Regions from separate parts of the Mus musculus genome. Here regions 2, 3, 4 and 5 are each linked to region 1. Evidence: chromatin loops called from intact Hi-C (ENCODE). Cell type or tissue: heart. All regions are shown on one strand.

Region 1 (5,000 bases):
GGGGGAGAGAGCTTTAACATATGAGCCTTGGGGTTCATTGAAAACAGAAAGTAGAACACTAGGTTGAATCTAAGTAAGTTAGCCTTAGCTCAGAAACCTGATTTTCCTTCTGGCATCTTCCTTCATGAGGATTAGAATTGGGGAAAGAAGCCATAGAACACAGGCTCCAGGGGCAGCTGCCTGCATCTGAATTCGGGCCCTACCACTTCCTGGCTCTGTGACCTTGGACAAACCCCTTAGTGTCTTCACTTCTCCTTTTCCTTGGCTGCAGAATCTGTCTAGTAATACAACACCTCTCCAGACCCTGTTGTAAGATTTTGTTTTGTTTTGAGACAGGGTTTCTCTGTGTAGCCCTGGCTGTTCTGGAACTTGATTTGTAGACCAGGCTGGCCTCGAACTCCAAGTGCTGGAATTAAAGGCCTGTGACACCAGGCTTGTTGTAAATCTTAAGTGACTTTATAATATTATCAATGTATACTGTGCAATCCAGTGCTTGGCAAATAGTTGTTGTTGTTATTATTATTATTTTATTATTATTTTATGGTGCTGGGGATCGAGGTCTCTGAGAACCCAGCAAGCCTTTATCCAGATCCCTGAATAAACGCACTGAATGCACACCTTCTCACCCCATTCCACAAAGGCAAGGAACACCCTTATCTGGCTATCCTATACTCACTGCTAGGGAACCAGCAGGATAGGTCTCTTTGGAAATTAAAGCAATGCTCCATTTTCCTAGCTCCTCCTCAAGGCTTTCTTGAAGTGAGGGGTGGGGTGGGGGAGTGATACAATGAGAATTTGAATAAGAGGTGCAGCTCAGTTGGTAGAGTGAGTGCACAGTAAAGCATTATCACGGAGCCCCGAGTTTGATCTTCAGCACTGCATGAGATAGGTCAGGACATTGCTGGGCAGTGGTGGCGCACGCCTTTAATCCCAGCACTCGTTGGTGGGAGAGGCAGGCGGATTTCTGAGTTCGAGGCCAGGCTGGTCTACAGAGTGAGTTCCAGGACAGCCAGGGCCATATAGAGAAACCCTGTCTCGAAAAACCGAAAAAACAAAACAAAACAAAACAAAAACAAAAACAAAAAAACCCAAAAAAAGACAGGTCGAGCACACCTGTAACTCCTGTATTTGGGAAGTGGAAGCAGAGAGATCACAGATTCAAGGTTGTCCTTGGTTACCCAGAACTTCTGAAATCAGCCAGGGCAAAATGAAACTTTGCTTAGCTGGGTGTGGGTGTGGTAGCTACAAGCCTTTAATCCAGCACAGGGGAAGCAGAGGCAGGTGGATCTGTGTGTTTGAGGCTGGCTTGATTACGTATTCAGTTCCAGGATATCCAGGACTACATGGAGAGAGACTGTCTCAGAGAGAGAGAGAGAGAGAGAGAGAGAGAGAGAGAGAGAAAGAAGAAGAAGAAGAAGAAGAAGAAGAGAGAATTTGATCAAAACAAACAAATTTTCCAATTATGTCTAAATGTCTAAGAGTGGAAGACACTCTGGGTGCACAGCCTAGACAAGAGTGGCTTCAGTACTGATTCTAAGCCTTCCAGAGAGAAAGCTTGTTTTTCTTTGTCTTACCAGGAGAGCTCCCCACCTCCAGGGAGATGGTAAACCTCATTCTGAGGTCCAGCCCCTAAGTTATTGGCTTTGCTAGATTCCAGCAAGGGCCATGAAGTTGTAAGGGCCACACCCAATCATTCATCTCAGATTTCGTAATCTCACTTGATGAATAGGTTTAAGCAGCCTAAGAAGCAAGGTCCACTTCATCCCTGTCTTTATTTGCTTGTAAAGGAGCCAATTAGTGTTAATTGTGCTGGCAATTTGAAATAGCCACCAGGGAACTGATTCAAGGCAGTTGTGGGATGACCCCTCTGTCCCATCCTAGACCCAGCCATTACTTATGTCACATGGGGGGAATCAGAACATTGGGGAAAGACCTGTGGTCAGAAAGGGTAAGCATGTATTTCCTTTCTCACATACCCAGTGACCTGGATGTCACTTTTTGATACTGCACAGAGATGTGACAATACTCCTGTGCCATGGAGGGAGATACAGGTGTGGGTAGAATAGCACTGGATACATGAGATACAATTATATAGAGGAATGCACACAGCCTTCTTCCTTCCTTTTCTAACGGACCAAAGGCTATCTCTCCTTTACAGCCCAATTTCCTATCCCCACCAGAGGCAGATAAATCAATCTACTTAATAAGGAAGGAGGAGGGGGAGAGGCTCAGTTACAGCCCAGGATGTGGAATGTCAGATAACAGGAGGGAAGAAAGAGGGATATGAGTTTTATTGCAGGGGTTATTAATTTGATCACTCTTAATGTCCTTGGAGAGTCATTAGTAGGGATGGAATTTATATTAGTTACTCGTTTTGCTTAACGGATTGCTCATCTTTAAGCATGACGTGGCCCTGAATGCAACACACTTCACCAGTACTAACCCAGCAACAGAAAACGAGTGAAGAGATTCTGACCAACTGGCTGGAGAATTGTTCCGAGTCAGGGGTGGCAGGAAGGAAAATGACGGTCCTTTTCTGGCCCTCACCCACCCAAAGACTGGAACGCATGTTTGGGATGGGTTCAACATCCTTGAATATGCAAACTCTAATTTCCGCACTCTTCTGTGTTCGATGACTTATTAGATTGATTGTACGAAGTGAGCTGGGCTTTGTAAGAGTTTTTGCTGAACAATTCCCCTGCCTTGCTACCAACTTGGTTACAGTTGCTTAAATACTGTAGCTATTCCTGCCTCTGTGGCCTCCAGGGCTAAAGTGGGACAAGGCTGGTATTTTTGGTGACGAGGAAATCCTTTTAAGGGAGGTTTGGTGATGACTGAACTGGGACACAGGTCGGAGCAGGGATCCCATCAGCGAACCAGGGGCCATCGGGAGTCTGGTTCTGGGGTCTCCCCATCTCATATCCCTACCTCGCTAGGCGCGGCGGAAGCTTAGAAGTTGCTGCTGACCCTCGACGTTTTCAATGCCTGTTCCCCAGAGGGGGGCACTAGGGAGCCGGCGCCTCAGGAACAGGGACCCACGCGGGAAGGTCGAGCTCGCCCGGTGAGGTCACGGTTGCCATGGCTTCGGGCAGTGACGCGCGTCCGCACGTGACGCGCGGTTGCCATGGCGTCGGGCGCCCGGCGGCGCGGGAGCCCCGCCTCCCGGAGTGACGTCTGTCGGCAACCCCCCTCTTTCGGCCCCCCCGCGCCCCCTCCCCCCCGGCCGGCTCCCCGCGGCCCCGGAGGTTTCACTGCACAACAAGATGGCGGCGGCGGCGGCGAGCGGAGCTGGCGGGGTTGCCGTGGCCGGAGCAGGGGGAGCCGGGCCGGCCGGCCGCCTGCTGCCTCCGCCCGCCGCGGGGCCCCCGGCAGCCCCCGCCGCAGTGCCCCCGGCCGCCGTCCCGGCGCGTCCCACAGCCCCGGCCTCCCGCGGGTCGATGGCCGCTCGCATCGGCTACTACGAGATCGACCGCACCATCGGCAAGGGCAACTTCGCTGTGGTCAAGCGGGCCACGCACCTCGTCACCAAGGCCAAGGTAGTGGCGCTGGGGACCGCGCGGCTGCGGGCTGCGCTGCCCGGGGGGCGTTGCAGCAGGGCGGTGGGGCCAGGGGAGTCCGCGATTCCCCGGGGCTCGGGTCAGGGTCAGCAGTGGGGACCGGTGCTGGCGGGAGAAGGCAGGGACCTCAGAGCGGAGGGGTTCCGGAAGGGGGGGCTCCGGGAACTTAGCAGCTGGACATCGGAGAGGTCCCCAGGGCTGTGCGCAGGGTCGGGGGGGGGGGGTGACTGGAAAGGAGGCGTTGGAACTCTCTGGGGGCCGGCGGACTGCACGCCAGGAAGACTCCGGAACCAGCAATTAGGAAACCATCAGAACGAGGGCAGGGGCATATGAAATGTGGACCACAGGATGGGGGAGACGCGCAAACTGGCTGCCTCAGGCTTCCCAGGACGGCTGGGGCATGGGGCTGAGGGTGTGCGGTGGGGTGCAAGACACCGGGAAGAGAAGGACCTGGCACCTATACCAGAGAAAGGAATCCACGTTTGATTATTTAAGACGGGGAGATGGTGTCAGTTGTAAGCCTGAGGAAGTATACTTGATTATGGGAAGAGTCAGTGAAGAAAGCAGGGAAATAAGGGGGAAAAAAATGGAATGGACCCATGACCAGATGTCCCAAGGCTCAGGGTTCCTGGTGACACTAGCTAACCAAGGGTTAAACAATTTAGGATAAGATGGTTTGCTGGTTATTTTTAGTTGTCAGAGGGTCTGAAATGGTGGGCTTTTTAGAACTCGGGGTGGGCTTTTCAGTAGGGAAGGGAACCGTGGGATTGGCACGACAGAATTCCACTCATTTGGGCCCTTTGGTTCCCAAGGGATTTGAGGAGCTGTAGTAGTGAAACTGGCCAAGGTCAGTTAGGAAACCATGTATGTATACGCATGTAGTATATTTTTTAAAGGACTCAGAGGGTAGCACTTTTACCTATCTTTCTTCATTGAGAGTATCAAGGAAAATCATTCAGTTTTGATGGAAGCCACAAAACCCATTTGAATTCCCAACTCGTCTTTGCTCAATACCTCACTTAAATGGATACTTTTAACGTAGTAGTCATTCCTTATATTTAAAACAGTAGCTTGAGTTTTTCTTCCGCCTGGCTAATGAAAAACCTTTACTACCTAAGCATGCTCCTCCGGGAGACCCAGGACTCCCCTCCCCTCCTCCCCCTGGCCGCTGTTTACCTTAGCCTACCTTGTTTTGGCTTTTATAGCAGTCCCTCCCTGCCAGGACTTATCTGGGCCTCGTATCCTGCTTATTGGCAACCTGAAAGTTCCTTTCCTTGCCTCTCTCTGTCAAAGACTACAAGGGGCCCTTCTTCCGAGGGTGGCGGCGGGCAGAGTGATTGGTCAGTTTCACTTCCTCTGGTGGGACCCCTTCAAGCCTCAAGTCTTCAGAGCCCTGTGACAGACTCAAGTGCGCCCTCCTGTTGCAGTCCCTCCCTCAGGTCC
Region 2 (5,000 bases), 50 kb after region 1:
AGCTTCAAAGCTAACATCCACATATGAGAGGAAACATACAACGTGTGTCTTTCTGGGTCTGGGTTACCTCATTCAGTAGGATTGTTTTTTAGCTTCTTCCACTAAATGAAAATTTCATACTTTTATTTTTCTTAGTAGTCAAATCATATTCATTTGTAAATGTATCACATTTTCATTATCTATTCATTAATTGATGGACATATAGGCTGTGTCCAGTTTCTGGCTATTACAAATAGAACAACAATGAACACAGATGAGCAAATATTTCTATAGTAAGATGTAAAGTCCTTTTAGTATATTCCAAAGGGAGATAGCTAGATAGCTAGATAGATTGTGGTAGCTCTATTTTTAAACTTGTATTTTATATCTACTGTGTTTTGCCTGTATGAATGCCTGTGCATTTGTGTATGTAGTACCTGTGGAGGTTAGAGGAGGGCACCAGATTCTCTGGAACTGGAGTCAGAGATGGCTTGATCCACTATGTGGGTGCTGGGACTCAAATCTGCGTCTTCTGGGAGAGCACCTAGGTTCTTAACCACTGAGCTATCTCTCCAGACCTCTGTGCCTTTTAGAGTGTGGATACTGAGCCCCCCCTGGTGATAGTGCTGAACCTTCCACCTCAAGGGCCTTGCCTATTTGGTTAATTCCTGGTCAACCTTCAGTGGGGGTCTTAAAATATGTTATTCACTCTCCTCTCTCTTTATTGCTAGCTGTCCGCCAAGACAGCACTATTCAGTCCTTCACTAGGAGACCATCTAGTAAATAATTAGACCAGGTTTGGAGTCTAGTAGCAGTGCAGACACAGCCACCAAGGAAGACAGAAATGCTTGGCTTCCTTGCCTCAGTATTCATCTATACAAGCCAATCAGCTGGGTTTGGCGGGGCCAGATTTGAATCCCAGCATTCCACTGGTGGCAGCAGCAGCACCTGGAGCTCAGCTGCAAAGTAAGTTCAAAGCCAACCTCCATGTGGACATCTGAAAAAGCCAAACCAAACTAAAACCTGGATAATCCTCCTCTGTGAGGATTGAAATGTGTGTTTAAAGGGCTGACCCCACTGAGCACCAAAACAGCCGCCAGTCGTCTCAGAACCCTTCGTAGACGCCTTTGTGATAGTGCTTGCCTCTTCGAATTCCAGTGGCTCTGTCTGAATGTATTTTCCCCAGAGGCATCACTAAAGGTGGGCTATTTGAATATCTGTTTCTAGTGCACACAGAGACCACCACTTATAATAAAGTGCTGGACTTTCCTTTCCTGGGTAGCAGCTCTCCAAATCTTACATCTTTGGGAAATAAAAGCTCTGAAAGGGAGACTTGAGACACAGCACCATTTGGGACCATGCCTCAGTGGGCTTTTTAGTGAGAACTAGGTTCTAGTATCTGTAGTGGGTAGGTTCCTATGGACTATATGCAGGCATTGGGAGGAAGCCACTCCGAGCCAAAGCAGTACCCGTGTAATGTGTACCAAAGGCACGCAGTCTGTAAACGAAGTACTCTTTTTAGAGCTTTTGCTTTGTTTAGAGATAGGGTTTCTCTGTGTACTCCTAACTGGCCTGGAACTCATAGAGATTCCCTGCCTCTGCCTCCTGAGTTGTTGGGATTAAAGGAATATGCCACCATGCCTGGCCTTTGTTTGTTTTATTGATGTAAGTAAAGTTGTTTTGCTTTTTAAAGCTTATTCAAAGAAGCAATGTTCTATTTGCTTGTGTGTGTGTGTACAAGCATGCTTTAGACACCACCATTCTTGTAGAGCAGCTTTTGGAATTGGTTCTTCCCCAGCAGACAGGTCTGGGTATTGAACTCAAGCTGTCTTGCTTGGTGATGAGCTCCTATCTCGAGTAAGCTAACTTGCAGAGCTGTCTCACTGGCCCTTCAACACTGTTCTACCAAACCCACCAAAGATGATCATTTCAACCCTTCTTCTTTTTATTTTTTAGGAAATTCAGAAAAGAGATTTCTTTTTAAGTTTTTTGTTTGTTTGTTTGCTTGTTTTTTGGTATTAGTATGTAGCCTAGGTTAGCCTTGAATGCTAAAATTCTGAGTGTCTCCACATCCAATAAGAAGATACGTCTTTATCATAAGCATGATACAGAGCTTGGAATAAGTACCAGGCACAGGCTTTTTGTAAAGGATTGCAGAGTATTAAGTAATCAAGACCCTGTGGTCTAGTTTTGCTGCCAACACTTTACGCCAGGCCCTGCTTGTCCTATTGCAGTAATAACTGGTCTTTTTGCCTTGAGGCCTTGTGCTCTGACTGGTTTGTCTCCTGTTCCATATTAATCTATCCTGCTTTGACTTTTCTCAGAGCACCCTGCTGTGCTGGCTGAGTTCTGAGTTGCTTAGCTTGACATTTCGGGGTCTGTCAAGTTCTCTGGAGAACAGAACCAACACACACACACACACACACACACACACACACACACACACACACTCCACCCACGTCAGTTTATTTTGGAATTGGCTCCCATAGTTCTGGGCCTTCTTTCTCCTTTCCTCTCTGCTCTGCTGTTTAGGACGTCTTCTCCAGCCTACTGACGGGAGTGCTAACCTGATCTAGAATAGGTGTGCTGGAAGGGCGAGTTACCTGCTATGTCGGCATTTTTAGCTCAGTCAAGTCACGTGTAGCACTGACTCCCTCCAGCCTCTTGCAGTCTGCTTCCCAGTGCCTTTCCTGTTTCATTTCCCACCACATCCGTGAGTGGACAGTGTGGGTTGTCTGGGCTACTTGTAATTTTTCTCATGTGAATTGCATTTTCCTTTTGGACCTTCTTAGGATGGTGCCTTTCTAAAATGATCTCTTCTGTTCTCCTCTTTTATTTTTTGAAAGATGGGTCTCACTATGCAGCCCTTGGCTGGCCTGGAGAAACTCACTGTGTTGGTTGACCTCAAATCTGCAGAAACCTGTCTTGTCTGCCTTTGCCTCCTCAGTCTTGGGGTTAAAGGTGTGTGCCATCATGCCTAACCTAAGCCTCATTTAAGATTTATTAACTTTAACATAATTGTGGAATCACAGGAAATTGTAGACTTTGTTTATAGAGTTCTGCATAGTCTTGTCTCACATCCCCCAGTGGTGGGTCTTATATAATTGTTGTATACGATTCATCTTAAAGCTCCATTTTTGGTGTGCTTGCCTGTAATCACAGCACTATAAGGAGGCAGAGACAGAAGGATCAAGAGTTTAAGATCATCTTGGGCTTTTATACTCTAAAGAAACCACAAACCAACTAAACAATCCCCCACCCCAAAATCAAATGTCATTTGAAAAATATTTTTATGGTGAGAAATCTATTCCTTTCCCCTTCGCCTCAGCCCCTTCACCTTCCATTGAATTGGATTTGTTGACTGCATGGATGACACTCATGGACTCATATCTGTTAACTGCTAGAGTATCAATCAGTCTGGATAGTATGGTGTCTGATCTTTAACGCTAAGGGCTATGGCTAAATGCCCTCACAAGTCTGCGGTTAACTGGTCTTGAACAGAATTTTAGAAGAGGTGTTTGCAAGGGTGGAATGAGTGTGTAATGTCATCTAGTACTGCAGGGGTGCAGCCCTCACACTGGGGTGTTGCTTGTGAGCATCTCTGTGTCATTCTGTTGATGTTTGTGTTCCTCCCAGTGGGTGTGTTTTCAATTCCGAGCCAGACATGGTGGTACACCCCTCTACTTCCAGGTCTTAAGAAGCTGAGGCAATTCAGAGCAAGCCTGGGCTATCGAGGGAGACCCTGTTTTAAAGCCACAACAGCAAAAGAGGGGAAGGAAGGAAGGAAGAAAATATTCCAAAACACACTTATGGCCTGTGGATGTAGCTTGGTGGTAGACTTCTCATTCAGCATGTTGAGGTCTTGGATTTGGTCCCCAGCATCCCTAAAAACAAGAAAAAGGAGAATATGTACGGGAGGCTGAAGGAAAAGGCAAAATGTTTTTGTTGTTGTTTCAGCGCTGGAGATCGAGCTAGGACCTGTATCCTAGCAGGTACTCTCTACTGACCCATGTGCCTATCCCTTTGAGGTTGGGTTGTTGTTGTTGTTGTTTTGGAGTTGGAGTCAGGTCTTATAAGGAGGATATAGAAGATAAAATATATTCTTCTGTATATTGTGCTGGTGGTAGATAATTAGCAGCTCCTTCAGGAAATGCATAGTTGTTACTGGGTCATAAATTCTAGTGTGCGTGTGAATGTTAGAGGACAAGCCAGAGCGGGTCCTTGTCTTTTAGCTTGTTTGATACAGTCTCTTTTCTTTCTTTTCTTTTTCTTTTTTTCCAAATAGACAAGTCTAGTCGGCCTGAGAGCTTCCAGGAACCCTCTTTCTGCCTGCTATCTCACTGCAGGAGCCTACTAGGGCTGTCAATACTTGTACCTACCCAGCTTGTTCATGGCTTCTGGGGTTTGAACTCAGATTATCATGCAAACATTCTCTCCTGACCTCCTACATAAATGTTTATAACTGTTATTTACAGTAACCAAAGGATGGGAAAAAAACCTCATGTTTCACAGCTTATGAATAAGGAAAATGTGACATCTACAGAATGGAGTATTGTTTAGCCATAAAAAGGAGTGGGCTATTGGCGCTGCCACACCACCTGAAAACATTAGTATTGGAATCGAGACACAGACGGCAACAGTGTATGGTTCCATCGGAATGACATGCCCCAAACAGGCAAATCTGTAGATAGTCACAAACCCCAGCACCTTGCACAGAAGTGGGAATGGGAGCGATGGGCAGTGGGCATAGGCAGGATCGCTCTGCAATAGGATGGCGGTGAGGGTTGTATAACTCTGAGTCGTCTTTTAAGGCAAATAACACATCTAAAGAACCAGTGTATAGTATGTAGATTCCACCTAAGCATATTTAGGAGCAGAGATATAGCCCAGTGGTGGAGCACGTGCCAAGCACGCACCCTTGAGGCCTTGGGTTCTAACACAGTCAGTCACCTTGTATTAAGTGGTGACACATTCACACCTGTTCTCTTGGCATGAGGGACTGTGAGTGACAGCTTCCAGTG
Region 3 (5,000 bases), 170 kb after region 1:
AGGTACACGCATACAAACGCACAAATCTGATGATATCATTTTATAGTTTAAAAATGTTTCAGCAGTTTAACATTGCCCTAAAGTTTACTGCTAATGTGTCTAAAGCACTGAAATTCAAGAATTTTTACTACAGCCATGATAAAAAAACATACTTTATACTATAACTTAGAACACACACATATATGTTTTCAAAAATCAAAATATATTGTTTTGAGACAGAGTCTCTTTCTATAACCCAGGCTGATTTTAAACTAAAGAACCATCTCGCCCAGTCTCCTGAGTGCTGGAGTTGCTGGCAGTCTAGCCTGATCGAGTGCTAAGCCGATGATCCTGAGGGTGATGGTCAAGATTGTTCTCTGGCCTACACACGTGCATATTCAAGAAAAGGCAAATTCAGATATTTTCCGGGGTTTTTATCTTTCTGAACCTTGTCTTACTACTATGACATTTATCAAAATATACTGTAATTGGAGGCTAGAGTGGCTCAGCAGCTCAGAGCATTGTCTGCTCTTCCAGAGGTCCTGAGTTCAACTCCCAGCAACCACATGATGGGAGCTGATGCCCTCTTCTGACATGCAGGTATATATGCAAAGTCATGTACATGAGAATAAATTGGTTTTTCGAGACAGGGTTTCTCTGTGTAGCCCTGGCTGTTCTGGAACTCACTTTGTAGACCAGGCTGGCCTCAAACTCAGAAATCCACCTGCCTCTGCCTCCCGAATGCTGAGACACATATATTTTTTAATCTTAATTTATTTCTTATTGTAATTGATTCTTTCATTATAAGCCTTCCACACCAGACTCTGAACTTAAAGAATATGCAGAGAAAGCCTCCAGCCTTCCCACAGTTGTTTATAATCTAGCAGTGTCTGGTACAGCAGCACTTCCTACACACTCTTCTGTGTCAGAGTCAACTGCACCGACCTTGTGTTCCAGGGGCTTTCATTGACTCTTAAAATCAGGCTGCTGGTGGTGCAGGCCTTTAACCCCAGCCCTGGGAGGCAGGTAGATCTGTTCAAGGCCAGCCTGGTCTGCATAGTGAATTAAGACCTTGTCTCAGCCCGGCGGTGGTGATGCATGCCTTTAATCCCAGCACTTGGGCAGAGGCAGGCAGATTTCTGAGTTCGAGGCCAGCCTGGTCTACAGAGTGAGTTCCAGGACAGCCAGGGCTACACAGAGAAACCCTGTCTCAACCCCCCCCCCTCCCAAAAAAAGAAAAGACCATGTCTCGAAAAAGAAAAATGAGAAATGTACACAATTGTGACTTCTTCTGTAGCACCTCACCCCCGCCCCCTCCCCCAGTCCTGTTTTCTCTTGTTCTGACCTCAGGCCCTGGGCTTTAGTCAGGATAGTGTTTGTCCTTTCTCAGACATAGCAAGCACACTCTGCTGTCCCCTCAGGTGGGCACTCTGAGGCCTCTATTGACACCGCCCTCCCCACTGCCACCAACAGCTTCCATAATTGTGTTTGTCTTAACCCTTGTCTCAGCTCCACATGCTCTAAATTGTTTTCCCACCTCCCATGTCATCATTGTCGTTGTTGTCGTCATCATTGTCATCATTAGCTGGCAGGGATGAGCGGTTTTGGATAAGTTTTGTTCACTGCTATATTCCCAGGCCATGGGGTAGTGTCTGGTGTCTAAACTCATAAAGATGTATTAAAGGAGGGAACTCATACACAGGTTTGTTAAAAATACAGTCTACGGGGGTGGGGGTGGGTACGGCCCACCAAAGCCCTTCCACAGGAAATACTCTCACTCAAACAATATCAAGAAATTACATTGTGCGTGTCTAATCTCAGCACTTGGGAGGTGAAAGCAGGAGGCTCAGGAACTGAAGGTCATTAGCTGCTCAGTGAGTTTGAGTCTAGCCTGGGCCACATGAGATCCTGTTTCAGTCCTTGCTCCACCCTTAAATACACACAAAAATAACTACATTTCTCTAAGGCTAGAGTTTGTGAAGTATTTTCCTGTATTTCGTCTGCTTTAAACCCTGCAGCTGTGCTCTGGAATTGTTACTATATACTATTTTCCTGCTTGCCGTGACGTGTAGAGAAGTGAGTTGCCTTGTAAAAGCCACACAGTTCACCCCAGTCAGCCACTCCTCGGATGCTGTATTGTTCTGCTCAACCTCACTGTTATAAAAAAGGGGGGGGCAGGTCAATAAACCACTTCCTCTGCTTTTCCAGTGTCCACAGTATTTCCTGTGAGGAGTTTGGATATCCTCCATCTTCCACCCCAGCCTCTCAGACCATGCAAGGCTCTTCAGGCCTCCCCAAAGCAGGCTGCTGAGCATAGCTCCTGGCAAATAACCTAGCTGCTGAAACCACGCTCCTAGTGAGTTATCATGAGTGCTGAAAGGCTCTGAGAATGGCAGCGTGATTGTCCCAAATAGTGATACTGTATAATCCCGGAGAGGAGATTCCCCAAGTGAATGAAACAATGCTCTGTAAGATGAAGCACAGAAAGCAAGAACCAGTGGAGGAAAAGAGCTGGCGGTCACCATCTTACTGCATGCTCGTTCTCATCCTCAGCGATGTGCATGTGCTTAGCTTTATCCTGTACCATAGACCTGAATCCCAAGACTCATCAGAGGCTGGTACTATCCATATGGTGAGGCACAGAGGAAAAGGAAATCATAGGATATTCCTTCAAGCATCATGGAGTTCAGTTTCAAGGGAAGTACACTTGAGAGTCTCACCCGGGGTCCTCTTTCTGTCTCTGGGCATAGCTGTGACTCACTAGACCTGGAATTAGCTCTTCCTGTGGAGGTCGAAGCTGTCAGGTCTGCTCTCCCTCTTTGTGCTTCTGTCTCTTTCCTATAGAGGGCAGTGTGGGTGAAAAACAAGACCTGTTCTCTGCTGTCACCACCTTGGCCTGAGCTTACTGATTTCTGTGAAAAGATGTAGAAACTCAGTCAGGGCTGAGAGAGCTTTCCACATTAGCCTGTGAAACACTAGAAGATCCTTTCCTCTATCTTTTATGGCCAAGTCAGACTCCAGAGTGTCTCCAGCTGGGAGATCAGTCTCTGAAGATGGACACTGTTTCTATAGTAACTGTGGGATGAAGTTGTCTTCTCATAGTAGGTCAAAGCTTGTTAGACACGAGTGTTCTTCCATAGCTGTCCTGAGATCAACTAAGGTCACATATTGTTACATGGCATTTGTCATGGGCTAATGAGTGTCATGAGTGGGTTTTAACTACCTAGTTTATTATGGCCTAAAACAACCAGATGTGTTTTACACAGCTGCATCTTCTGGAACCTAGAGGCACCTGGCAGGAATTACATGTCTTTTCAGTGACAATTTTGAATGAAATATGGAAGGAATCACAACGTTGGTCTTATGGTGGTGGATACCACTCAGGAGACAAAGGCAAGCAGATCCTGTGAGGTCAAAGCTAGCCTGCTCTACATAGCAAGTTCCAGGACAGCCAGGGCTACATAATAGAAACTCTGTCTCAATGTCCCAACCTCCCACCCCACCAAAAAAAGGAAAGTTGAGAAAGGACTTACTACTTAACTGTAGACTCTCCTGTCGCTTCGGCATTGTACTATTAAAGTGAGAGGTAGCTCCCCACCGATGGTTGGACACACTCAGGAAACCAATTGGCTTTATAATCTCTTGTTATTATTTTGTAGATGACTAGATCAAGTGACTTCTGGTTAGTTTGCAAAGGTATTTTGAGCCAGTCATCCCGGCACTCAGGAGGCTGAAGCAGGAGGAACATAAGTGAGTTGGACACCAGCATTGGTTACATAGGAGGTTGGAGGCCAGACGGGGTTACATAATGAGACCATCTCACAGCGAAAAACAAAACAAAACAAAACAAACTATTTGATTTACTGTAATTTGGCTCTCCTAGTCTCTGATAAATCATGTTTGTTACAAACCATGTTTGTTTTGTTTTGTTTTTAAGGTTTATTTATTTTTATTATGTATAAAGTGCTCTGCCTGTATGTATTCCTGCAGGCCAGAAGAGGGCACCAGATCTCATTATAGATGGCTATGTTGGAAATTGAACTCAGGACCTCCATAGCCATCTCTCCAGGCCCAGACCAGTGTTTTTGAGTGAAGCTTCTTGGATTGACCCAGAGCTCAGAGCTGTCATCCAGGGAGCATTTCAGCCTTTGCCACAAGATGATAAGGGGACTCATTTCCTTGAGCTCATATAAAATGAGACCTGGTCTAGCCAGTGTCAGCAGTGGCCACATCTGACTCCACCCACTGATGGAAGCCAGCAATATACACATTTGGTTACTAGATTCACTCCCTGATAATACATTTTTAAACCCTTGGATATGTGTTTTGCCTTATCCTCTTGTTAAATACCACCTATGAGCAAATATAGTCCAACCATTTACTTAACGGAAGGAAAATTAATTTACCATGAAGAAACTGCACTGATGCTGAGTGCATTGAGATCTCTTGTGGGCAATATTTTTGAGTCCTTATTGATTAGACTTCATTGGGACTTAATTAGCTGTAATATTGCATAAGCATTTTATCACTGGGAATGCAGATCCCACTTACATAATGCTTCTGATGGAGAATATGGCCTACAGCTACTGCCAGAAAGCTTTCACTTAGAGGAAGGTAACTCTGCCCTATCCGAGTACCCATCAAGAACCACACAGTGTCTCCCTGGGCGAAAGCACTTTGTGGAGAGGAGCAAGAGTGGGAATGGGCGTCACTTGCCCGAGCTATAAGTGCAGAGGCACGTCTTTGGAGGTCTGCTCTCCATCCAGGGAGAAAAACCTGTGGTGCTTTGGTGTCTATCCACCTGGGAACACATCTCAAACCAGAGAGCTGGGTGTGGTGCCACACCTGTAATCCCAGCACTTGGAAGGCAGAGGCAAGAGAATCACAAGTCACCCTCAACTATATGTAAGTTTCAAGGGCAACCTGGGGTCTATGAGACCCATTTTAAGACAAAACAAAGCTAGACCTCATCCGAGTGAATCAGGCCTCGCCCTAGTCCCATGAGTTTATCTAAGTTTCTA
Region 4 (5,000 bases), 180 kb after region 1:
GGACTGCCGGTTAATTTTTGTTCCCATTTTGGATTTTGAGATTTAGAAAAATAGAGCTGTCTAAAATTTGGATTGCTATAAAAGCAATCTATAACTAAGGAGTAAACATTGATGGGAAGCATGCTAAAATTGTCCAAAATATAGACTTTGGTGCTGAACACTTGAGAATCCCATATGTATTTAAACATATGTATTGAGCATATGCCTTGTTGACTGGAAAGACTAAGAGAAACTAGACCAAACACCTTCTTGTACACACTTAGAGGAAGCATGGGTTTCTGGGTAATTGTTTCTTACACTCTTACAATGCCCTCTGGCAAACAGATGGCTTCTCTTTCCACCAGCTCAAAGAAGCTGTGCGCGTGCAGGGACCTGGCACGTCGTTTCTTTGAGACTGTTCCTCTGCACAGACCCCGGAGCAGAGCTTTATGATGGCACTACTTGAAAGGTTCAGGGATGGCAGGCTTTCCTTCATGGGGTCAGCCCAGAGATGCTGGCATCCAGTCCCACAGAGCTCAGTTCTCCTTGTATGATTCCTTGATTTGCAACGCCTGTCTCATCCATCCCCCACAATCACCAGAGCTCAGGCTTCAGTAGGACTGTTCATCTTAGCCACTGACCTCATTAGCAGGTGAACACGGGTACACACACACACACTCCTCACACATGCGCGCGCACACACACACACACACACACACACACACACACACACACACACACCTTTCCATGTTCTCTTGCTCCCAGTCTCGCACACACTCGCTGTCAGCCCACCTCACAGTCCTTGTCATCTCATTAGTAGTTGTGAGCATGCCCTCTACTGCTTCGTTTGGAACCTGCTTGTAGGTGAATAGTGCCGCAACAGCCTTTGGAGCTCACACAGCACGTCATCAGCTGGATGCGAGAATTGTTTGGATTTGTTTTTCTAAAGCTATGCTGGGTGCTACCTCAAACACTAAAAATGGTCATTGTTTGTTTGTTTGTTTGTTTGTTTGTTGAGGCAAGGCTTCTGTGTAGCCCAAACTGTCCTGGAACTCACTCTGTAGACCAGACTGGCCTTGACCTCAGAGATCTACCTGCCTTTGCCTTCCGAGTGCTGAGATTAAAAGGGTGTGCCACCACGTCCAGCTTCTAATAATGTATTTTTAAAGGTAGTGTTTAGATTAAGAATTCTCTAGGGGGGCTGGTGAGGTAGTTCAGTGGATAAAGGCCCTAACTACACAAGCCTGCTAACCCAAGTTTGTTTCCTGGACCACTAACCAGTCCATCCTCCCTTAAAGGTGGAAGAGAATGAATTGAATTCACAAAGTTAGCCTCTGACCTCTACACATAGGCCATGTATGCATGCATGTGTGTGTGCACACACAATAATAATAAAATAAACCACCCCCAGAAATCCAAATGCTTAGAAGACTGAGGCAGGAGGACCATGAGTTTAGGATTAACCTGAGTCTGGCTTATCTCAAAAAAACAAAGAAAGGACAACAATAAAAATAAACAGACTCTACTGTTTAGTATCTGCCTAAGTTTCTTAATGTCTCAGTTTTAATTTCTTAAAAAATGTAGATTATAATAGGTGTCCTGTATAGGTTGAGGCTTTACAGGACGTAGTACTCTGCCTACCACACCATAGCCAACCATGATAATATGGGCAGGAATGTCTCTGCAGGAATCACTCTACTGACATTTCATTTCCGTCTCTCTGGTTTTGACCCCATACAGCAGCACACCTAAATCTTTAGTAAAATAATGGTTTTCTGGCAACTCCAGCTTGAAGGGTGGGAATGACTGTTCTGTTGTGACTTCTTAGGTATTTCCATGGTAGTCAGCCTCCAAGTGAACAGGCAGAAGCCATTGTTCTCCAGGTCTGTTGCTTTTGGTTTGGGAACAATATTGAGCACGCACTTGGCCTTGATGACCTCCTGTCTGGGCCCCTAGGTACTGAGGCTCTAGGAATACACCTCCACAGCTAGCCTCTGAGGACGGTGCTACAGCTGTCAGCAAGGTTTATCAGTCACTGATGCGCCTGCCATTTGGGAGGACCTGGCTCATGTTTGGACATTGATGCTGTTCTGAAAGGTGCAATTGCTGTCTTGGAAGCTTCCCATTCTTCAAACATGAGTCTGTGAGTCTGTGAGTGACAGCAGGAGACTACCATGTGACGCATTTCTAGTGAAAATGAGATTACTACATCATACACAGACCATTCCTTTATCACTGTCACAGAGTTTTGAGAATTGGGGGTAGGTGACCAAGGAGTTCCTTATGTCCCCTTGTTATGCAGAAGAGTGATCTGTAAAATAAGTAGCTGTGACCCTCTGGGAAGGGTCAGTGAGGAGCCACTTTGCTGGGGCGTCCTGAAGAGCCGACAGGTTCCCTCTGCTCTGCTTCCTTCTCCGTCTGCTCACTTGAGTATCCTGTGGTTGTAGGTTTGAAGACGGTCATTGCCTTCATTTTCACATCCTTTCCATATTTTGTGTAGAATAACGTGTCCAGAGCTCGCCTGAATTCAATTTTATGAGCTATATGATACTGAGAAAACGTGGCTTGATGCTGAGTTCGGCCATGTTTCACCCTCTGCAGCAGATGAAATGTGTTAGCTTCTGACCGTCGGCCAGTTTCTGCTCCATGTGACAGCTAGGATCAGTGCTTGCCCTTGTGCCACCGACACAAAACAGAGTCCCTAATCTGGGGAAGCTATGAAAACTCTTTGGCTCCTTGAACAATCAAAGATTAATACAAGTTTGTGTACATAATTTCATAATTCCTTGTGGTTTTTTTGTTTTTTGTTTTTTGTTTTTTTTTTTTGTAGTGAGACTTTCAGGGTCTCTTAGGATAAAATCTGTTAAGGATGACTGAGAAGAAGTTTCAGAAGCCTGGAGTTGAGATTTGCACTGGGACTTATGACAGGTTATTTTGTTTGTTTGTTGTTGTTTAAAGAAATTGCCTAGGAGAAGAACTCTTTGTTTTAAAGCAAGCCTGTTACAGACATTTTTTGGCCTTGGCCCCCTAATGTCTTACATGAAATTTTGTGCAGAAAGACCAAAGGAAAAGAGTGGACTGCCATCTAGAGGCTTGAACAACAATGTTACAACTTCAAAAGCTTAACCGGCCTCTGTGTACTCAACTTTGTGAATTAAGAACAACTTTTTTCTTTCTTCTTCTCTTTTCTTTTCTTTTCTTTTCTTTTCTTTTCTTTTCTTTTCTTTTCTTTTCTTTTCTTTTCTTTTCTTTTCTTTTCTTTTCCTTTCCTTTCCTTTTCCTTTTCTTTCCTTCCTTCCTTCCTTCCTTCCTTCCTTCCTTCCTTCCTTCCTTCTTTCTGTCTTTCTGTCTTTTTGTCTTTCTTTCTGTGATGACAGACATGTATGTCATAGATGCTTCACTGCTGTGTCTACCCTTGCTACTGTAGACATAATTTTAGAATGGAGATGCCATGGTCTTTGAGATAGGAACTGTACTTGAATATACCTTTACTCACAAAGTAAAAACAAATCAATGTTTTTATTTAGCATCTGTTTTGGATTTTACATTAAAAATTAAGAGTAATTCTTTTAAATGACTCTGAGTGTATATTTCATGATAATGATGCTACTATAAGTGGTGTAGAAATTGCAGAGTTGAATTTGTTCTGGAAAAAAATAGATGACTAGAATGTATATCCGCCTGATGATGCATTATAGGACAGTCAATAGCATATCCTTATGGTAGCTGAATGTTTTAACATTTCAAAGTCTTGTTTGTTCATTTATAAATGTGCATCTTTATAGTACCTGATCTAGGATTGTTATGAAGACTAAGTGAAATAAAAAGCATCTTCACGATACAGTCTTACTTGGTTAAGATGAATATTCAATAAATATTCATACATTCAGTTCCCATTAGATATAATGATCATTTTTGGTATTGGATATTCCATATTGCAGTAAAAAGGACACATGCCTTGCATTGTCGCAGAGATTGTGTCAGCAAGCACAAATACGAACAAGAGAAGTCCTTAAATAATTCATGTAAAGAAAAGTCACGTGACACAGTGAAGCGTAACCGAGCCTGTTTTCATGTCAGAGGTCAGAGATGAGTTTCTGAGGAAGTGACAGTTAAACTCTTTTTTTTTTTTTTTTTTTTTTTTTTTTTTTTTTCCATTTTTTATTAGGTATTTAGCTCATTTACATTTCCAATGCTATACCAAAAGTCCCCCTTACCCACCCACCCCCAGACAGTTAAACTCTTACCCGCATGACAGGCAGCCCTCCATGAGAAGGCCTGTGGAGTTTCCATTTCAACTAGAGGACTAAGCATGGAGGCCAGACAGCTAAGAGAACTTCACTGTGGGAAATCAGACAGGAACTTTTTAGGCCCAGGACTTAACATTTTCATTTTGAGGGTCATGAGAAGAAACTGTAGAGTTATTAAAGTGGTGATGTTAGCCTTAGCCTTAGAAAAATGCCAGTGGAGACTAAGACAGACAGAGGCAGGAAGCCCGCTTGGGAACCTTTTCTGGCTGTCTCAGCCAGCAGCGACGGCTTGGGATGGACCCTTTGGCTCTGTAGGATTGTGGTTAACGGCACCAGGTCAGGGGTTAGGGGTAAATTCTTGGGGTAAACTGCTTACATTGCTGTGTTTGGATCCCTAGCACCCATGCAAAAGTAGACATGGTGGTACACACCCGAAATCCCAACACTGAGGGTCAGGATGCGAAGATCTCGGGTTCACCAGCCAGCTCATATAGTGGAGCTTCAGGCTTATGTGAGTCACTGTCTCAAAAAGTATATAGTGGAAACAATTAAGGAAGCCATCGTAGCGTTACCTCTGACCTCCATCCTTGTTCACATAGACAAATGACCCTGACACACATGCACACACCCATCCTTGTTCACATAGACAAATGGTCCTGACACACACGCACACACCCAGGTAGACATCCAGACTATTGGTTTGGATCTGACTGTGGCCTCTGGGCTGAACCTGGGCCATTTCTAAAGTGGGAAGGATGTTCACAAACTGCT
Region 5 (5,000 bases), 110 kb after region 1:
CTACTCTTCTCCCCCCCACTTCTCTCTCTGCCTTGTGTGCTTCTGCTACCCTCTCAACTCCCCTCCCCATGCCCTGAATAAGCTCTAGTCTATACTTTAAAAAAAAAAAAAAAAAAAAAAAGCTCTTGTTTTGATTTTCCTGTCTTATTCTCCACAATTAGAAAATGGAGATTGCCTGAAAGTACTGTCCTGTGACAAACACTTTGTTCCCATGGTTAAGGAAGTGTGTGCTTCTGGTGTTGGCTTTAATCTCTGATTTTAATTTGATTTCTAAGTGAATGGGGACAATATATATATTGAAGCTTCTTTGAAGTTTGTCTGTAATTTTTTTTTTCTTCCATTCTGTAGACCAGGCTGGTCTTAAACTCGCAATGATCCTCCTGTCTCAGTAGTTTTTAGTGCTCTGGAGCTGAGCTGCTGAGGAACAGAGTAGCCTAGCTTGCCGGATGCTCAGCACACATGTCCTCAGTAGTTACCCTGAATGGATGTCTCCTGCGATTGCTTAGCTGTTAGATCACCTAGACCAGTGCTATCCACTAGAAGAGGATTATATGTCATATTGAAATCTTCTCCTCCCCTTCTGTTTTGAGAGTCCCACCAATTATCCATGGAATTGTGATTCTCCTGCCTCAGCTTCTCAAAGTAGTTGGAACTGTAGGCCCATGGCACCAAGCTTGGCAGTATACACATTTTTAAAAAGTTAAAGGATATAGAGTTAATTTTGAGTAATATATTCTATTTAACTTAATATCTAAACTCTTATTTCCACATGTAATCAATAGAAAGGTAGGATGGTGAGCTTACAGTCCTTTGGTAATACTAATGTGATAAATGGTATATATTTGTGTGCACTGTCTACATTCAAATGCTATGTAACCATATGTGGCTGGTGGCTACTGTGTACGATTAGACATATCTAGACCATTCGGTAATTCTAGAGGTGAGCTGAGAACAATCTAGAGGAGATAAAATTTGTTCTAGAAACAGGCCAAAAAATTGCCTTCATGTAAGAGAACACTCACCTCCCTAAGGTTTAAGGACACAGTGGAACTAGCAGAAGACATTTCAGTGAGAGGGGCCGCTTCTTTCCTTGAAGGATGCCCCCTTCTCCCGAGGAAAGAAGACAGACTGTGCTTTCCTCTGTTGGAGGTTTTTTTTTTTTTTTTTTTTTTTAAAGCTGTGTATTTGTCATAGTGTTTCACTGAAACCCCCACCAGGGGTTTTTGCTGGGAAACTGTGGTTGGTTTGATCTTAGAGTTGAATTTTCTCCTGGTGTCTTGGTTCTACCACCGTGTCTTTCCTCAGAATGTCGGGTCAGAATAAGCAGGAGAATGACTCCCTTTGGGGGAAGCAGCCACTAATTCTTCTTTCATCTTCCTTCTGTGTGTGCATCCCTGTGCTGCAGAATGGAGGCAAGGGTTAAAGCCACTGTGGTTTCAGAAGTGAGAACCCCCGAGAGCGAGGAGGGAAGTTCTGGCTTTGGCATGAGCCGAACTTAATTTCTTTCTTACCAGATGCCAATTTAAAAAGAATTCGTTGAAGGGAAGTGTCTTGCGGAGGGAAATTTTTAAGAACGTTCACAATCTGCATCTATTTAGCAGCCTATTTGATGTGATGCCATGTTTAATTAATGTTGGAGTGTCAGTTCACACAGTCATATTCTCTGCAAGGGAAGAGGATTCTGTGGAGAACAGACCAGGCTACAGGACTCACAGGATCCTGCGCTGTGTCCACTCCCTTCTTGTTAATAGTTTCCATGTGCTTGGGTGAGTGTGTGACTTACAGGTTTCCCTCTCCCATCTCTAACAACTTACTGGGGACCTGGGGAGATGGCTCACAAGTTAAGAGCACTGACTGCTCTTCCTGAGGACCTAGGTTCAGTTCCCAGCACCCACAGATTAGCTTACAACCATCTGTAACTCTCATCATGGAGGCTCCAACTCCCTCTTCTGGCCTCTGAGGGCATCAGGCATGCACATGGTCCACAGACATACATCCAGACAAAACATCCGTATCCCTAAAAATTAAAACATGCTCTTTGGAAGTTTGTCTAGTTACCTGCAGATTTACTTCTGCTATAGCATGATTAATTTTTAAAGGAGCCTATGTGTACTTTAAGCTACAGCTTTTATCATATAGTCTGCAGCTGTGAAAAAAACCCATGCTCAGTATGCTGTTCTCAAAATAATCCTGCCGCGTGCCAGCCCCTGCTCTGTGACTTCATCATTTCTTCTGTTGTTCCTCCTCCTGCTGTTTAGAACCCTCCCCTTTCCTGCTTACAGCTAGGGCTTGCCATTGTCTAGCGGTACTGCAGTGCTCTTTAGGACTGGGGCTCCTTAGTTGGGGGGAGGGGCAGGGACACGCACAGCCTCAGCTTGGGCCTTGCTGTGGTTTCCGCCCTGTGGTTCAGGATGACTGTCCTGAATGGAATTCATTTTCCCTCAGCTCTGTTCCTTCCATACTCGTTACACATCAGCTGGCAGCAGGCCAGGAGCTTCTCTGTGCTCCCACAAATTGTCAGCTACTTTACTTCTGGCCCCTGGCTTGCCCTTTGACAAAGGAATTGATGTTTTTGATTCAGAATTGTGTTGCTTAGTGAAGCCAGTCTAATCCATGCCATAGAATGCTCAAAGTTTAAGGCCACATTCTAGAAATATTGAAAGCATCAGTACCTATATTCAATAGAGCCTCCTCCCACCCCTGCCCCACTTATCTGTAGGTGATAATTTTCAAGACCCTGATGGGGGTTCCTGGAGCCATAAACAGTGGCACCCCCTTCTCCCTCACAAATAAAATAGATTAGCCGTGGACTGCAGTAACAGTTATGTGGATATGCTCTTTATCTTGACAGCCAACCAACTGTAGATCTTAGCAGCTCTAGCTCATGATTTCTCTTCCATTTCTATTGTTGGTTTCTTGAGGCAGAGTCTTGCCTTATAGCCCAGCTGGCCTCACACTTAGGATTTCTTGCATGAACCTCCCTAGTGTACAGGACTATAGGCATGCACCGTCATGCCAGCTCCCTTCTAATAAAGGCAAGAGGGTGAAGGAAGGAAGCCCCTCTCAACTTCCCCAGGACACCCCGGGACTGCGGAGTTACCAGCATGGCTGCTCTTGTACTTTGGGGTACTTGGATCAGTAAAACACAGGTCACCTGAACATGATCTGAGTGATGTTGAGCAGCGAGCCTGACTACTGAGTAATAGGGTAGCGAATATGGCATGGGTGTGCTGTGTGGAGAGATGATTCATGCCCCAGCAGGACACAACTGCCTATAGACAACTTCCTCAAGCTTGGTAGACTGCCATCAGTTTAAAACTGGCACCCTTTATTTCTGTAATTTTCCATTTAATACTTTGAGATTGAAGTTAGTTGCTACCTGAAGCTGTATAGAGTGTGAAAATGGAGGTTAGGATGGTGCCAATCTCGTGTATGTGTATCACAGGCCAGACACACTTAAGCAGGTTGTGTGCATGCCCATGCCCATGTTTTACAGAGAAGGAGATACAGGAGTTAAAATAACTTGCTCTATATTATACATTAAGAGACCGTTCTAAACTTTTTAGTTTAAGCAACTGGCTTCTTTTTTGTCCTTGCTTATGATCCTGTATCCAGAACTGGGCCAAGCTCCCCTTTCAGTGTTTTGTGGAGTCTTTGTCTCCTTTACCCTAAGGAGCAGCCCAGAATTTGATGCTGTGGAGGAATTCCATAGAGAGGTACTGTTTGCTATGGTACGGTTTGGGGAGCAGGCCCAGGAGAAGCAGGTGCAGTGCCAGGCCAGCTGGTAGAGTGATGTTTGCACAATGACCAGCAATGCCTGTGGGCCTCACAGATCAGAGTTGCAGAAGGTGTGGTGGCCCCGCTCTTCAGTGTCTTAAGGCCCCTCCCGCTGCTCTCTGTCCACTTCCTTCTCTGCTCTAAGCCTCCTGTTCCCCGTGTGTCTCTCTGGGTGGAAGTGCTCATCCTCTGCTCAGCCACTGCACCTCTGTCCCAGAGGAGATTCCAAGTCCTGGAAGTCATAGCTGTGCCCTTTAGTCCTGGAGCTGGAGACACACGCAGGGCGCACATTCCTCCAGCAGGCTGAGTCCTGGGCACTGCGCTCAAGCCTGCCTCTTGGTACCTTTCCTCCTTGCAGTCTCCACTCTGATATCTGAAAAAACTGCAAATAAAGTCACCTATGTGCCAAGCATCCATACGGGTGGCTAACTTACAGTCATCATGCTCTGAGCTGAATGTTTTATTAATATTGATTTATGTATTGATTAAGTGATTGAAACTAAGATACAGAAACATTTTTGAAGTGAAACAAGTATTTTGAGTATTTCTCTGAGGATGATAAGAAAGTTGAAGATTTAGTAAATTAAACTGGACCCAGTGGCTCACATGCACCTTTAATCCCAGCACTCAGGAGGCAGAGGCAGGACGATCTCTGTGAGTTTGAGGCCAGCCTGGTCTACAGAGCTAGTTCCAGGTCAGTCAGGGTTATGTAGAGAGATCCTGTCTCAAAACACCGAGTGGGGTGGTGGGGGTATGACTTAGTGGATTGAAACAAAGTCCATCATCTTTCATTCTGTTTTAAAATGTCTGTGCTGTGTTACATGGTGAGTCACTCCCATAATCTCAGTACTCTGGGGTCTGAAATAAAAAGGTGGCAGTTGAGACCAGCCTTGGCTACAGAGTCTGAAGAAAACCAGTGTGGCCTGCGTGGTGTCTTGTTCTGAGACCGTGTGTTGGGGTTCATAGGATTTTAATGTTGGTTTCTTTCTAAAGGCCAGACCACCTGGATCTGCCGCATAGTCGTTGTTAATGACTAAGTATTGGGTTTGCTGCTTACTCTTCTGTGCCTTAGTTTCCATATTAATAAAAAAGGTTCATAATCACACAGGCGTTATGAGGCTTAGGGGAGTTGTCGACATAAGGCAGTAGGAGCTGAGACTGTCACAGGGTGAATGTTCTGTATAGCTGCTGTCACCAACTCTGCCACCCCTGTTTTGCCCCCT

The links. Peaks named below come from ENCODE experiments on the same cell type or tissue, not always from the same donor. Only the 100,000 strongest peaks of a DNase experiment are listed, where the experiment ranks them.
Region 2: it touches region 1 in a loop (2.0-fold over the local background); 5 of 42 quality-filtered maps call a loop at or near these places.
Region 3: it touches region 1 in a loop (4-fold over the local background); 33 of 42 quality-filtered maps call a loop at or near these places.
Region 4: a loop joins it to region 1, with 3 times the contacts of the local background. A loop is called at or near these places in 33 of 42 quality-filtered maps.
Region 5: it touches region 1 in a loop (2.9-fold over the local background); 5 of 42 quality-filtered maps call a loop at or near these places.

The regions. Positions count from the first base shown.
Region 1 is chr9:46,009,595-46,014,594 of GRCm38, forward strand. Sik3 (SIK family kinase 3) reads left to right here and starts at 3,226. Exons shown (of 25, transcript NM_027498.3): 1 at 3,226-3,536. The coding sequence starts at 3,264. It also overlaps a transcript of Pafah1b2 not described here. In heart, a CTCF peak has its summit at 2,978 (motif pointing right); DNase peaks (open chromatin) are centred at 3,047, 3,667, 4,337 and 4,897; H3K4me3 peaks cover 2,759 bases; H3K27ac peaks cover 2,624 bases.
Region 2 is chr9:46,059,597-46,064,596 of GRCm38, forward strand. All of the region lies in intron 1 of Sik3 (SIK family kinase 3), which reads left to right. It overlaps Gm46110 (a long non-coding RNA gene), which reads right to left. Exons shown (of 4, transcript XR_003948323.1): 3 at 3,787-3,863. Among named protein-coding and RNA genes, the nearest start is that of Gm46110, 18 kb to the right of the region's middle. In heart, no CTCF peak of the experiment used is centred here; a DNase peak (open chromatin) is centred at 2,235.
Region 3 is chr9:46,182,583-46,187,582 of GRCm38, forward strand. The region is part of intron 6 of Sik3 (SIK family kinase 3); the gene reads left to right. Among named protein-coding and RNA genes, the nearest start is that of Apoa1, 44 kb to the right of the region's middle. In heart, CTCF peaks have their summits at 2,816 (motif pointing right) and 3,971 (motif pointing right); a DNase peak (open chromatin) is centred at 2,239; H3K27ac peaks cover 389 bases.
Region 4 is chr9:46,188,808-46,193,807 of GRCm38, forward strand. The region is part of intron 6 of Sik3 (SIK family kinase 3); the gene reads left to right. Among named protein-coding and RNA genes, the nearest start is that of Apoa1, 37 kb to the right of the region's middle. In heart, a CTCF peak has its summit at 3,063 (motif pointing left); a DNase peak (open chromatin) is centred at 2,614.
Region 5 is chr9:46,117,847-46,122,846 of GRCm38, forward strand. All of the region lies in intron 1 of Sik3 (SIK family kinase 3), which reads left to right. Among named protein-coding and RNA genes, the nearest start is that of Gm46110, 41 kb to the left of the region's middle. In heart, a CTCF peak has its summit at 1,959 (motif pointing left); DNase peaks (open chromatin) are centred at 2,385 and 3,165; H3K27ac peaks cover 1,488 bases.